Regions from separate parts of the Homo sapiens genome. Here region 1 is linked to region 2. The links are chromatin loops, found by intact Hi-C in ENCODE. Cell type or tissue: ascending aorta. All regions are shown on one strand. Links, peaks and the distances in the headings refer to the core of each region. The heading gives the core; the rest is flanking DNA. Region 1 has its middle 160 kb from the start of LINC00424. Region 2 overlaps LOC105370108 (a long non-coding RNA gene).

Region 1 (4,401 bases), core at 292-4,291, 58 kb after region 2:
ACACAGTGCTACTCATAAATTATACAGTAGATCTCCTCAAGTACAGGTTTAGCATTTTAGCTCATCAAAAATGATCACATTCCATCATATTTCTGCCAAGTCACCAGCCAAGTGTCTGGTCCTATTTGACCAGGTGGCAGGGACCCACTGCTACACTTCTGATTTCCTCCCACCCGTAGGGCCCACCAGTCCCAGCACAAGGATCCTAAAGCCTGGAATTAATGGCTTGTTGGCAGTGATACACACCGAGTACATGAGGGCTCAGACCTAGAGTCTGTCAACCACACATCTAAGGCATACATTTATGTCACTTAAAAATCCAACAATAATCTACATTTTAAATGTACATATAATTAGAAAATCAGTTTAGTAGTTTGATGACTACTAATTACATCACTAGTATGAATTTTTAAATGCTAATTTAAAAAAAACAGCCTTTTTTTCTGCCATTTTATTCTAGTATGCACCTCTGCTTTTACTTAGTCTTCCAAGTATCTGGGAGATGCACAATGGCCCATCAGTTGGCTCCAGTTGTCACCACTGGCACATTCACTCACCTGTATCACACTCCCCACTGTGATTGACACCTCAGCAGAAGTGCATACTAGAGTCAAGATGTCCGTTCACCCCAAAATGACACATAAAATCAAGTCATCACAGACAGGATCCTAGCAGGATCTTGGAAGTACAAAAATCCAAGATGAGCCAAAACAATTGTGAAGAAGAACAAAGAGGAATTACGCATATACATACATCACACATATATATGGATTTTGTATATATGGAAAGAGTGGTAGTGATCTAAAAATAGACACATTCAACAATGAGCAAGATAGAGAGTCAAGAAACAACCCACATATATATAGGAATTTGATTTTCAGTGTCAGTGAAATTCAGTTGATAAAGGAGAGTCTGTTCAACAAATGATGCAAACTCAAAAGCTTGTATCCAAAATATAAGGGAAAGAATTTTTAACTTAATAAGACAAAGACAATTCAGTTTTCAGAATGAGCAGAGGTCCTACCACATGCTCACAAAAGAAGACTTACACAGTGAGCAATAAGCTTATCAAAAACTTTTCAACTTCATTAATCATCAGGGATATGTAAACTAAATCATGAAATACTGCAACACATCCACTAGAATGTCCAAACTTTAAAAAATACTAATTCCAAGTATTGGTGAGGATATGAACCAACTGGAAATACCATACCTTGCTGGTGGGAAGGTGAGTGGTATAGCAACTTCGGAAAATAGTTTTCCAATCTCTTAAAGTGAAATAATTCTACTCCTGAGTATTTTCTCCAAAAAAGTACAACATTTTCCTATACAAAGACTTGTGCACAAATGTTCCTAACAGCTTTATTCACATTAGCCCCAAACAGGAAACAATCCATATGTCCAAAACAGGTGAATGGACCAACTCTAGTGTATCCACACAATGGACTACTTGGCGGTATCAAGAAAAGAACTTCTGATGCACACCGCGAGATGGACGAGCCCCAGAAACACAGTGCTCAGCAAAATAAGCCAGAAACAAAGGAGTAGGCACGATGCAATTCCATTTACATGGAATTCTTTAACTGTCAAAATGGATCTGCAGTCACAGAAAGCAGGATAGTCACTTTCCAGGAGCAGGGGCGGCGGGGTGGGAGGGACATGAAGGCAAAGGGGCACAAGGAAAATGAAGGAAAAGCTCCAAATCTTGATTATGATGATGGTTACATGGGTGTACACACGGGTCAAAATTCATCTAATCGTACAATAAAATGGGTACATTATGGTGTATGTAAATTGTAGAGCTGATGTTTAAGTGTCAACCATGGCAGGTGCGATGAAATAAAGGTTGTGTTGAGCTCTTGGGTTTATGGGAACCGCTACAGCAGCTATAGAAAAGGAAGGCAGGAAATGAGTATTTGAGGTATGAAATAAAGAAATTCAACATATATTAGAAGAAAGAGGAGGAAGAAAAAGAGGAGAAGGATGAGTATAAAGAGAGAAAGGAGGAAGGGAAGAAAAGATGCAAGGCTTTTTGACAATGGGGAGAGTATTACTGAATATTCACAATGCTGTCTCTACCGGGAGGCCCTGAATTCTGAACCCCTGGATTTTCTGCTTTCAGGGAATAGCTGATGAGCTACGTAGCCTCGTCTAGCGTCTATTTCCAAAGCTGATACCACCAGGAAGTATTTCCAAACCTGACATTCCCAACCAATGCTAGATCACCCCACACCAACACCAAGTTCACTTGCTAGATGAAGCTGAGATTATGTGGCATTTTTCTTGGCATTGAGACTGGTTATTCCAAACACACTCTTATCAGCCTTGCAACTGAGCCAAGCCGTTTATACATGTCCTCAACCATTATTCGAATCAGAGAACTACATCCATTTTCATAACTGACTCTGATTTTCATCTGAAGAACAAGGAGATGCTCTTGCATTTGGATGCTACACACAAGCACCTCAGATGTCTTTCCTCATTCCACAAATTGTAAATAGCAGTGAACTAGAAATATACACCATAAAGTGGTAAAATAACAATTGAAAATAAAAAATCAGGACTAGGGAATTCAATTAGAATAGAGTGGCAATACCAGGTGGAACAGTAAACTGCTTATATGCAGACCGTAATCTCCTACACTGATGGTGACTTGGGCTGTGAGCAAATGTAGAGAACATAATTGTGAAAGAATTTTTCAATAGAGCAAAACTGAATCAGTATCTCAAAAAGAACAAAGCAGTTCCCAGCATTTACTTTAAAGTAAGTGGGCCTTCACATAGAAGATACTGAGAAATAGTAAACCATGCCTTAAATAGAGTTGCAACCCCAAATGCCATGGGCTTTGCAAAGCTGTTTCTTAAAGTATTGTTTATTTACAAGTCACGCAAGTGATACCAAAGCCCAATTTAATGAATTTCACTGTGAGAAGGGCAAGGCACTGTTGTCCAATAAAAAGTCCCTGAAAGTCACTGCAATAAGCTCATATTTACCTTATACTTTGTCAATTGTTTAGTAAAGAATTTTTTTCATACACCATTGTGATAGCAAAAGCAACTCATTCTCTACGTTTCTTCCACATATTGTTTCCTTTGAGTCTCCCTTAAGGTAGCCCCTCATTCCTGCATGAACAGCCACCCCCGAATACAGTCAAAAAATGCAGACAGAGTTGGTAGCAAAGATAAATCTCAAACCAGATGCAAGATTTTTATGCACGTTTCACTAGATTTTACAATAGGCCATGGTGCTACGAGTCAGTATTTCCATTGGAAATAATGGCTTTCATCCAGGGCTCCCTGTGATGTTTTTCCCAGTAGTTACTAAGAACCAGCTATGTCTCTTTTCCAAGAATCTTTTTCTTCTACAAGAAGAAAGAAAATGTTAGATATGTAGGAATTGGCCAGGCTCAATCCTCGAGGTAGCTCTAATTGTGCCCTTTATTCACAGTTCCTCACACCTGCTGCAGCAAGCTAGCCTGTGGGAATCCAAATCCCACCAATCAGCTGAATGCACCTGTGTTGTCTTATTCTTTTGAAACTTGTGACAAGCTAGACTCATTGGCAACATTTATTTAATTATAGCCTGATAGTTCCAGAATAAACAAACACAAAATTAAACTGTCTAGAGGTGCTCTTACTGCAATGCAAATCTACGGATTCATTACTCTAGCAAAAATGTATTTAGTACTTAGTATGTGCAGGCCTCATGTTAGAGGATTGCATATTAGACACAAACTCAATAAGATCTGGTCCCTATCCTGAAGTTTCTTACAGAGTGTACAGATGATGAGACACATGGTTCCAATGAGAGGTATCAGATCCTTATCCATCATCTTCTTGGATCTTGGTATAGTCTTATTGGTGGAATGGAAGCCAAGTCAGTTTTCATCCTCTTCAGTAGCAGATGTCGGGGACAGCATAGTCTACTTTCTCTAGGGTGTCGTTTTATAAACTTCAGTCCTATAAGTGTGTCACAATTTTGGCAAACCCATATGCCATGTATCGTGTACTGTTACTTAACAATTTATTCTAAATTGACGAATTTTTGGTTTAAATTAATATTTCAAAAGGAAACTTTCTATCATTACAAAAAATGGAAAACAGAACCTCCTGCCATAAATGGAGCCTTATTATAAAAGTAAATATAATGGAAGCCAAAAAAATATTTTATTTAAAAATTAAAATTTTAAAATGAGTACACATAGTAATAAATCTGGTCATTTTATAAGAATACATAGCATAAAATAAATTGCTCAATGTGAAGGATAAAATCATTTATAATCAGCAAGCTTGTTTCTTTTTCCCAATTGCCACTAGTACTCACATTTCTATCACATTATTCACCTTGGTAAACTTTTAAATGTCTTTTTAACTTCTGGTTTATAGTGAGTTCAAAAGAAGA
Region 2 (4,401 bases), core at 186-4,185:
GAAAAGGGCCTCCTCTGCTAGGAGGCTGACCAGATGGAGTCAGGTGATGCCCACATCTTGACGACTTGGGGTAGAGTCACTGGGGTAGAGTCACAGGGATTCTCTTTTATCTACTTGCATACTATCCAGGACTCAAGTGTCTGCAAGGACCATGTACCTCAGCAGGGCTCAATCCTTGTCAGTTTACCACAGGAATGACCAATGTAGTCAAAATACATGCCTTCAAATGTCACAATTATCTAGAGCACCTGTGCGTAACTCTAGCTTAACATTTGCATCATGTATTGATATACTTTTGCAAATGTCTGTCCCTTACTGGACTGTGCACAGTTAAATTGGCTTTTATGCCTCTACATGACCTAAGTCCAGCACTGTACTCAAAAAGGAACTTTGAATTGACCTGATAGATGCACCTGGCTTTTCCTGCACCTTGCAGAGCATCTGCTATGTTTCTACTCCATGTTACAAATAAGGGAAACCACACATATCCACAGGTGGACAGTGTTAGCTCTGGGTTCCAGTTCCACACCAGGTTAAACAAATTTCTACCAAAATAACAGGATAAAATCCAGTCTTGGGAAATGTTTATTAAAAAGTAAAAATGGTTGGTATATTTTAATCAAGGTAATTACTTAATTAGAACCTGTTTTACTAAGCTGACTTGTATGTGGACAGACCTCTCAATTAGGGTGGGCCTGCTGCTTCCTGGGATAACTTAAAGTAAATAATAACAAATATAATCATAGGATGTGAGGAGGGTTCCCTTGGTTCTGCTGGAGAAGCTGAGAGGCAGACTGTAACGCGCATTAGACCAAGACTGAGGCATGGGAACCCACTCTGGGAAATCAACAGCAAATCTACCCCGCTACCCCCAACAAGAAAAATTTAGAGCCTTTCCTCTAACCCTGCCCTCACTCATTCTACAAGTTTCTCCCAGTTGACAATGGCTCTGCCCTGAGGACATCTCTGGAAGGGGCGTGACTTTCCAAGGTCTTTATTGAAAGTGCCACCTGGAAGAAGTGATTACCTAACAATTTGCCAAAAGGGAGGGCTGCAGAAACCTCGGCATTTTTGAATTGCAACTGTTTTCTGTCATCGTAAAGAAAAAGTTAATCATTTTTTCCAGCAAACCACCGCCCCCTCTGTCTCCTGCACAGACTATTACGAAATTGCTGAAGACCACACACTTGGCTTTCGCTGTTTTCACAGTTTTTAAAGCCATCATCAAAAGGCAAAAGGAGCCCAGGATGAGGATTTCTTTCCAGCACAGCATCTGAAGTGGAATTCCATCGGTAGAATGCTATTTTCTTCTGGCTACTTTCCATAAGTTCCATCTTCTTATTAAGTGTTTATCATCTCGCATGAAGAAAAAGGAGACAAAAAAATCTCAAACCGTGTCCAGTTGGGAAAGAGCCATCCAGCCTTAGAGTCATGCTATCGAATATTCTGGAAATAAATTTTAAAGACCAAAAAATTCAGCTCATAATATAAAAGTTCAAATTTATGATAGCATTTATCTCCATGTTAATAAGGAATTTGCAAACAAAGATGATTATCCAGGTCTTTGAAGATGTACATCATGAATCAATCCAGCTACATATTAGTGATACAAGGCAGTTGGTTTCAGCAGAGTTGGCCCAACGTAAGATGTTTCTTTTTTATGTGAAATTATGTTGAGAGACTTTTGAAATGCACGCCATCTGAGTCACAGGCACTGGCTTCGAGGCAGGAATTTTACACAAACATTTTTTAGTGGCAGATCAATGATGTAAAGTTTGTTTTTGAAGGAGAATAAAATAAATGTCTCACTTCTAAAACCAACCTGACCCATGGGGCAGGAAAGAAAATGTCACTGGGCCCAAAATTTAGAAAAGTAATTAGAGCTGCCCATCAGTTCATAGCACATGGCCCTAGTTCTGGGTCGTGTCCCCTGTGCTGTGCTATGCTGCTGAACAGAGACCTTCCCTCTACCTACCTGCCCAACGCCACACCCTCTCTCCAAACAGGCATCCCAGTTCTCCCAGGTCTCCAGTGCTGCTTCCATCCTCCCTGTCATCCTACCACAGGACTGCTCTCCACCGTAGGCTCACCTTCTCTCTGGCCACCCACATGGCAGCATACAATTCAGGCCTCCGTCACAGACACACACTGGTGGATCAACGCAGATAAGATATTCTTGGAGTTTCTGTTTATCTTCCCAGTTATATTTTTAACAGCTCAGAAAAATTACACCTATTGTAGAGAACAGTATCCTTAGTACCTTGGGTTGCTTATGACAGAGTGTACCTTTGCTTAGCCCATGCCTACTACATGAATTTCCATCCTGCGTCTGACTTTCCTAACCTAAATCATGCTTCCAGATTTAATTTAAGCATTTTCTTTTTTATGAAGCCACCTGTTCTTCTCCTGCTCACTTGGTGTAATTCTTCACTTCTGTTTCTACTCCACCTAGTACCTGTTGCCACAACTCAATATGTATTTTCTACTTGGATATTTGTTTTTGTTTTGTTTTTTGAGACAGGGTCTCACTGTCCCCGAGGCTGGAGTGCAGTGGTGAGGTCATGGCTCACTGCAACTCCTGCCTCCCGGGCTCAAGCAATCTTCCCACCTCAGCCTCTCAAATAGCTGGGACTACAGGTGTGGTCCACCATGCCTAGCTGGTTCTTGTAGAGATGGGGTTTTGCCAGATTGCTCAGGCTGGTCTCAAACTCCTGGGCTCAAGCAATCTTCCTACCTCAGCCTCCCAGAGTGCTGGGATTGTAGGCATAAACCATGGCACCCCACCCACGTTTTTTATTACTTTTGAATTGTTTCATGGGTGTACTTTGGTCTCCCTTGTAGACAGCTCGGGCAATCTGAAGAGAGGCTTATTCATCTATGACATTCCCCATCAGGCTTGGCTGCAAAGCTTCATTCAATAAGTAGTAACGGATGGGTGGAAATACACCCATCAAACTTTGGGGGAGATTATAGCTGTAATAGTAATATATTCATACAAATAACCGCCAAAGCATTGTCTCAACTAATATTGAATTGTTCCATTTTGAGACATATTGCTCTCATCTTGAATCATTTGTTTTACATGGGGGAAACAGGATGAGTTGGCAAAAGGAAAAAGACTGAAAAAATGTCTGAGGCTAACATGCCCTGTTTGGTAAAAAGGAACTGTCTCTAAATATTGCAGTGTATTGGAATTGCCAGAGTAGTTTATTAATAAAAAGCCTTAAAAACTCATCCCAAAACCACTTAAAAGATATTTTCAAAGGTAGGATCAGGAACCGATCACTATTTTAACAAGCTCCCTCAAGGGTCTGGGCAGCCAGCTTGGTGCAAGCCACTGGGTGGGCATTTGAAAAGCCCTCCCATACACACTGGGTTCAAATCCTGACCCTGAAGCTTAGAAGCCATGTAACATAGGATAAGTTGTTTTAACTTTCTGATCCTCATTTACTCATCTGTGAAAGTGGGAGAATTAAATCCACTAGCAGTGGGAAGACCCTGCTCTGATGACCCCATATGGTGTTGCTCTATCTTCTGGGCCTGTAAACATAGGGCTGTTCCTCCGTGACAGCGAAGGCCAGTCATCTCCTGGGAAGAGAAGAAGCTGAAAGCAGAAGCTGACTCTTCCAGGGTGGTTTTAGGCTGGAAATTGATCTCAAACTCCCTCTTGGGCCTCAACTTCTCCCAATCTAGATGTGTTCTGGAGTACTTCTGGGTAGGGGGTAGGAGAGATGAGATGGCCTCTGCCATAAGGAGCTCAGAGCTCATCATAAGATTCCTTGCAGGGAACCCTATGAGGTGGGTTTTTGCTTGAGGGTTTGAGAAGAATCATACCTAATGGCAAGTTGTATATTACTCATTATACAAATTACTCTTTCTATTATCCTGAATATTTAGCAAAACCTTGTTAACTGTTAAAACCTGGTTTGAGCTGCATATTAGAAAATTGTCTATGCCTAGATTAACATAGTAAAGGGGAGGCCAGAATAATGGCTAATGTTAGTGGCCCCCTGTGGGGAAGGTAGGTCACAGGAGAAAATGATTGAAATTATGAGTTTTAGACTACACAGTGAGTCTTTTCTTATGCCAATAAAGTAAGTTGGCATCTTTTTATACAGCAACCTGTATTTGTTAAAAATGCCTACTGACTAACCTTAATAATACCTGAGCCCATTGGTACTGATTAAGAATATATGGTGAGCTGCTGTAACAAAGATACCCCAAAACATTACAGAGTGGTTTAAACAAGACAGTAAAAACCCAGATGTCAGCACTGCAAGGGAGAGAGTGCCCTGGTTGTCAGGAAACAGTAGGAAGAGTCTAGGTCCTTAATATCATCACTCTTGCCTGAGTCCAAGTCTTTACCCACCATCTGTCAATGGATTATTGCAGTAGGCCACA

The links. Hi-C counts contacts between places; a loop is a spot of excess contacts. Peaks named below come from ENCODE experiments on the same cell type or tissue, not always from the same donor. Only the 100,000 strongest peaks of a DNase experiment are listed, where the experiment ranks them.
Region 1: a loop joins it to region 2, with 5 times the contacts of the local background. A loop is called at or near these places in 1 of 110 quality-filtered maps.

Annotation. Positions count from the first base shown.
Region 1 is chr13:22,030,978-22,035,378 of GRCh38, reverse strand. No RefSeq gene overlaps it. Among named protein-coding and RNA genes, the nearest start is that of LINC00424, 160 kb to the right of the region's middle. In ascending aorta, for the core only: no CTCF peak of the experiment used is centred there; no DNase peak of the experiment used is centred there; H3K27ac peaks cover 517 bases.
Region 2 is chr13:22,088,686-22,093,086 of GRCh38, reverse strand. All of the region lies in intron 3 of LOC105370108 (a long non-coding RNA gene), which reads right to left. Among named protein-coding and RNA genes, the nearest start is that of LINC00540, 120 kb to the left of the region's middle. In ascending aorta, for the core only: no CTCF peak of the experiment used is centred there; a DNase peak (open chromatin) is centred at 1,735; H3K27ac peaks cover 484 bases.